2 separate regions of the Homo sapiens genome follow, and region 2 is linked to region 1. Evidence: chromatin contacts called from ENCODE Hi-C or POLR2A ChIA-PET data. All regions are on one chromosome and are shown on one strand. Each heading gives the region's core, a stretch centred on a gene start or an enhancer-like site at or near the end of the contact. The rest is flanking DNA. Distances are from core to core; before and after follow the strand shown.

Region 1 (2,700 bases), core at 72-2,571:
CCAGGACTGCAGGCAACTTGCTGAAGAACTTGGGTAATTTCCCGGAGGCCGGCTCACCTGTTTCCAGCCCATCAGTGATCTTGAAACTTACAAATACTCAGACTCACACTTTCCGCCTATCCGTGCAAGGTAAGAGGAGCCAAACACATCTCGAAATGCACCGATTTTTCTTCTTCTAAGGGGGCAGACTCTCGTGGTGTGCCCCCACCCTCTCTGTTAATGCCTCTATTGTGTAAAAACGTCTTTAGATAAATTTGTCGGGCTTGGAGCCTGGGGTGGCCATTTCTTTGCACTTTATCTACTACAATCCAAGACCAGCAAACATGAGGCCACGTTTTTCCAGTGGTTTCTGCCTCCCCCACCACAGTGGTGACGGAAATACGCTCCCCAGCAACAGTGAGAAGACCCTGGGATTCTGCAGGCTCAGAGATCATCTGTACCCTCCCGCCGTGTAACTGCAAGACGACAAATGAGATGCAAACAGGGAAGTCTTTCTTACGTTTGTGCCAAATGATACAATCACCAATAATGAAATAAGGCACCTGTGAAAACTGCACCCAGAAACGGTCGATCAGTATGGACATGAGGTTGTTAAGAATGCGTTTCCTTAGCATCGAAGAGGGGGTAACTGGCTGCTCTCTGATCATCTGTCTCTTCTTCCCTGTGTGCAGGGAGCTATGAAGGAGCCCACTTAGGAAGCCAGGATTTAAGGTGACAGGAGCATATTGCAGGTGGGGCTCCACCTGCCGGGCAGTGACGGCTGGGGGTCACCCCGAAATCTCTGCACTCAGGGCTGTCAGACGGACGTTACGCGGTATGTGAACTAGAGACACTAAGAGCCTATTATTCTGTTTTGCATTTTAAAGGAGGTCTCTGAGGACCAGCTGATGCTTTCAAACCACTTAAGTCAGCGAAGCCCCAAAAAGGCTGTAGTCTCTTGCAAGCAAAAGTTACCAAGGGGCTGCCGAGGGTCTTCAAGCCCGCAGGACTTAAGAAATTCCCGAGTGTTTCACCAGGAATTGAGGAATCTACTCGGATCCCTTTCAGGGATCCCGGGGGGAGGGGAACTTCCCCTTTGGGGTCCCCAGTCCTACTGTCTCTTTGGGAAGCTCCTTGTCCCACAGTCGCCTGGTTTGTCCTCCGGTGTTTGTGGGCAGGGGCTGGGCCTTTGGTGCCCCGGTGGACACCAGCGAGCCACAGCCTCATTTCTTAGCATTTGCAATCTCAAGAGATCCCAGAGGAACCGTCTGGAAGGTGCTTGCGGGGTTGAGGGGTGGGGAACACGAACCCTTCCCAGACCTGGGGAGGGCCAGGCTGCAAGGCCCCACGTTTTGGAAACAGACCCTGTACACACTTCCTCTCCACCCAGCTGGGGGCCACGGGCAACTCAGGCCTTGAGACACACTCTGCGCACTGAGCCCCACTCCCCGGCCCCTGGCACTGTCCCAGTCAGAAGAAAATAAGACCCAGTGCCACATGACAACGGGAGCATCCTGGCCTGTGTGGGTCACCGGGCATGTATGGAGAGCGTCTACGGGCTGGATCCATGGAGCTCTGTGCAATCCAAGCCACGGCATGAGACAGTCGCCCCAGCACCTGCTGCTGAGACTCCACATCTGGTTTAGGAAATTAGGAGATGCAAAGAGGTGTGCATGAAGCCATGAAAACACATGGGCACGGACAGGACAAGGGGGCCAGGTGCTGGGGAGAGGGGGTCCCATGGCAGCCCCCCAGGGACAGGGCTTCACCAGCGCTGCACCCGCGGGCCTCAGTCACGGGACCGGCCAGTTGGGAAACGTACTCACGCGGTTGTGAGCCAGCTGGGTCCTGGGGGTTCCTCGTGTTCCTCTCAAATTCTCTCTCCTCCTGTTGATTCCCCAGAAAACACCAAGGCTGTGGGAGAGCAGCCACCTCCCCCGGAAGCCTACACCGACGCCCCACTCAGATGCTGCCTCTATTTTTAGCGGGGGCAGAAGTGGGGACTGGGGGTGGGCTGCCTTACTTCCCTCTTTTTTTTTTTTTGTTCCGAGCAGAATCTGTGGGTGACTTTCCATTCATGGGAGTGGGGAGGCTCGGAGAGCAGAAAGGGACCCAGGCCGTGCAGGGCAGGCAGAAACTGCAGGGAACAGGGTGCGTCTGTCATCAGGGCCAGGAGGGCGGTGGGGCAGGGAGGCAAGGGCAGGAACCCGGCGTCGTCAGTCACTGTTCGCACCTCTGCTCTGCTCTCACCGCTGGGCCCCGGGCCACGCCAGACCTCACCCAGGGGACCTCTCTGGCCTCCTCTGCCTCTGAATTCCACAGAGGAGGAAGACTGGCCAGCAGAAGTGCGGGGCCTTGGACATTCCAGGGAACACTCTTCTATGAGCGTGCATCCCATGATGCATACCCTTTTCCCCTCTGTCTCTTTGAAGTTTGTTAGTGGGTGTGGAGCCCAAAGTACTTTGGACTGGAACATCATGGCTGGAACATCGTGTCTTTACCAGAGAATGGAGGGCAACCAGAGTTGTGGGAATGAATGGAGGCAATGCATGAACACCGCCCACCCCAGCGACCTGTGGATGCAGGCGATCAATTCCTTCCCCAAAGCTGTCAACGTCCCCTCCGCTCCTATACAAGCAAACACCAGTTTCTCGGCCATTGCTTCCTGGCCCTGGCCCTGTGTGCAACAGCACCCAAGTCTACTATCTTAGCAGGCTTCCT
Region 2 (2,700 bases), core at 21-2,520, 620 kb after region 1:
TGAGCATTTCCTTTGTTGGTGCTCAAAAAGTTCCGCATTTTGGAGCGTTTCAGTCTGTCGTTCCAGGGGTAGTAACAGAAGCTGTCATCTTGCTGGCTCTTCCATCTGGCTGGGTTGCATGAGAGTTAAACAGTAATAGGAGAAATGAAATTTCAGTAATAGGCAGTCTCCTTAGCACAATAATTGGTACAAGAGAGTAAGTCTGACAGTGCCAGTGACCATCAGAACAAACCACAGTCATTGTGGTAAAGTTGCTCGAGGCAGTGACTGAGGAAAGTGTGTCTCCATTTCTGTAACAATGGGTAGATGTCTGCTCTAAGGATTTTTAATTGAGGTAAAATGTACAGAAAGCATGAAAAGAATTTCATAGATGTTAAGTGCATAAGCCGGTAAGTTTTGACAAACGCATGGACTTTGTGACCACCTCCTCACTCCAGATGAACGTCTCCATCACCCCTGCAAGTTCCCTCAGGCCCTTCCAATTAATCTCCATCCCTGTAGGCAGTCGTTTTTCTGATTTCTTTTCAAATAGATAAATATTACCTGTGCTTGAATTTCATATGAAGGAAATCAAAATGTTAAAAGAAGAACTTCAGACAAAGGAAATTTAGCAGAGTTTAATTGAGCGAAGACTAATTCTGGAATCAGAAGCCCCCAGGCTAGCCTAAGTTCAGAGTAACTCATGCTGCCACATCATCAGATAACACTTATGAACAGAAAAAGGAAAGCACCATAAAAGATAGAAGTGAGGTACAGGTACAGAAACAGCTAGATTGGTTACAGCTTAGCGTCTGCCTTACTTGAACACAGTTTGAACACTGGCCGCCTGTGATTGGCCAAAACTGGTATAAGAGTAGGTTACAGGCTGAGCGAGGTGACTCACACCTGTAACCCCAGCACTTTGGGAGGCCGAGGCAGGCGGATCATGAGGTCAGGAGATCGAAACCATCCTGGCTAACACGGTGAAACCCTGTCTCTACTAAAAATACACAAAAAATTAGCCGGATGTGGTGGCGGGTGCCTGTAGTCCCAGCTACTCAGGAGGCCGAGGCAGGAGAATGGCGTGAACCCGGGAGGCGGAGCTTGCAGTGAGCCCAGATCGCGCCACTGCACTCCAGCCTGGTCGACAGAGTAAGACTTGGTCTCAAAAAAAAAAAAAAAAAAAAAGAGGATGTTACAGTCTGTTTATGTTATCTAGTTACAGTTCACTTTGTACTGAGAAAACTTCTCCCCTTTTGGTCAACTTCTCCATTTTCACATCACTCTTTCAGTGTCATAAAGAGACTGAAACCTCAAATCCCACTGGGAAATAGCAGAACAGTGGGTTTTGTAAGATAGAAACAGGACACAGAACACCGGCGGCGGGGAGGCCACCTGTTGGTTACTTCAGGTTGCTTTTTCGAAAGTGTTAGAGAGAACTTCCTTATTATGCTGGAGTGTCCCATTTTAGGAGGAAAATAACCTGCTCTGTTTTGAGATTGATCTGTTTCCTTACAGTCTTAGTTTGATTAGGTCGCATTTAGCTCAGTGACTTCATTTTGGTTTGGTCTGGTCTGTCGGGGCCTAGGGGAGAGGGGCTCAGTGCAGTGCAATGGCCTCCCATAATTTTGTTGGACAATACAGTACAGACAGTTTTGTTTTTGACTTTTTTCACCCATCAAAATGTCTGTGAGATTCCTCGATGGTGCTGAGTTTACCAGTTTGTTTCTTTTTATTGATGTACGTCTCTGTCGTTTTCCATGTAGGGCACTATAAATAACAGTACTTTGACCGTTTATAAAAAATTACTCGTGTGGATGTATGCTTTTTTTCCTCTTGGGGGAAATATCCAGGCCTGGAACTTCTGGATCATTGTGTAGGTATTTAATTTTATGATAAATTGTAAAGCCTTTTTCTAAAGTGGTTGTACCATTTTTACATGTTCACCAGTAATGTATGAGTTGCAGTTGCTACACCTATTTGCCTACATTTAGTGTTGTTTGTATTATTCAATTTAGCCACTTATAGTTTCTGATGTCAAATGATGTTGAGCAGCTTCCCATGTGCTCGTGGGCTGTTTGTAGATCTTCCTTTAGGAAGTGCATGTTCAAGCCTTTTGCTCATTTTATTTATATATTTCCATTTGTCTTTTCTATCATTGATGAGTAGGCATTCTTTATAGACTCTGGATATAAATTCTTGCAAGATATGCATTATCAGAATATTTTCTCTTACTCTGTGGCTTTCTTATTCAACTCAACAGTGTGTTTGTTCTAAATTAAGCTTTTTATTTTTATTTTATTTTGAGATCATTGTAGACTCAAATGCAATTGTTAGAAGTAATACACAGAGATCCCGTGTACCCATGTAGACTCTCCCAATGGTAACATGTTACAAAAGTATAATACGGTATTACAGCCAGGACACCAGCATCAGGGCAGTCAAGACCAGAATATTTCTGTCAGCACAAGATCCCTGCATTGCCCTTTAATTGTCACACCTTCCTCATTTCCCTTGTCCCCATCCCTGGCCCTGGCAAACCCTAATCCCTTCTCTATTTCTATACTTTTGTCATTTCAAGAATATTATATAAAAGGAATCACACTGTGTGTGACCTTTTGGGATCACATTTTTGTCACTCAGCAAAATTCACTGCAAATTTATGGAGGTTACTGCAGGTATCAATAGTTTGTTCCATTTTATTAGTGAGTAGTAAACCGT

Evidence for each region. Hi-C counts contacts between places; a loop is a spot of excess contacts on that map. ChIA-PET counts read pairs that join two places held with the same protein, here RNA polymerase II (POLR2A).
Region 2: a loop to region 1 is called in a map of B cell, with 4 times the contacts of the local background. The contact joins two enhancer-like sites. A Hi-C loop is called at or near these places in 1 of 168 maps with a recorded cell type or tissue (B cell). POLR2A ChIA-PET finds 5 or more read pairs at or near these places in 1 of 52 experiments (MCF 10A).

What each region holds. Positions count from the first base shown.
Region 1 is chr7:2,978,715-2,981,414 of GRCh38, forward strand. All of the region lies in intron 1 of CARD11 (caspase recruitment domain family member 11), which reads right to left. Among named protein-coding and RNA genes, the nearest start is that of CARD11-AS1, 36 kb to the left of the region's middle. RefSeq lists a silencer at 1-19 and enhancers at 753-1,484, 1,480-1,569, 1,485-2,214. Within about 2 kb of position 1,322, at least 5 of the 41 ENCODE cell types and tissues checked have a DNase peak (open chromatin) inside an H3K27ac peak, as active enhancers do; they include B cell, where a contact is called at or near this core.
Region 2 is chr7:3,596,126-3,598,825 of GRCh38, forward strand. All of the region lies in intron 1 of SDK1 (sidekick cell adhesion molecule 1), which reads left to right. Among named protein-coding and RNA genes, the nearest start is that of SDK1-AS1, 250 kb to the left of the region's middle. Within about 2 kb of position 1,271, at least 3 of the 41 ENCODE cell types and tissues checked have a DNase peak (open chromatin) inside an H3K27ac peak, as active enhancers do; they include B cell, where a contact is called at or near this core.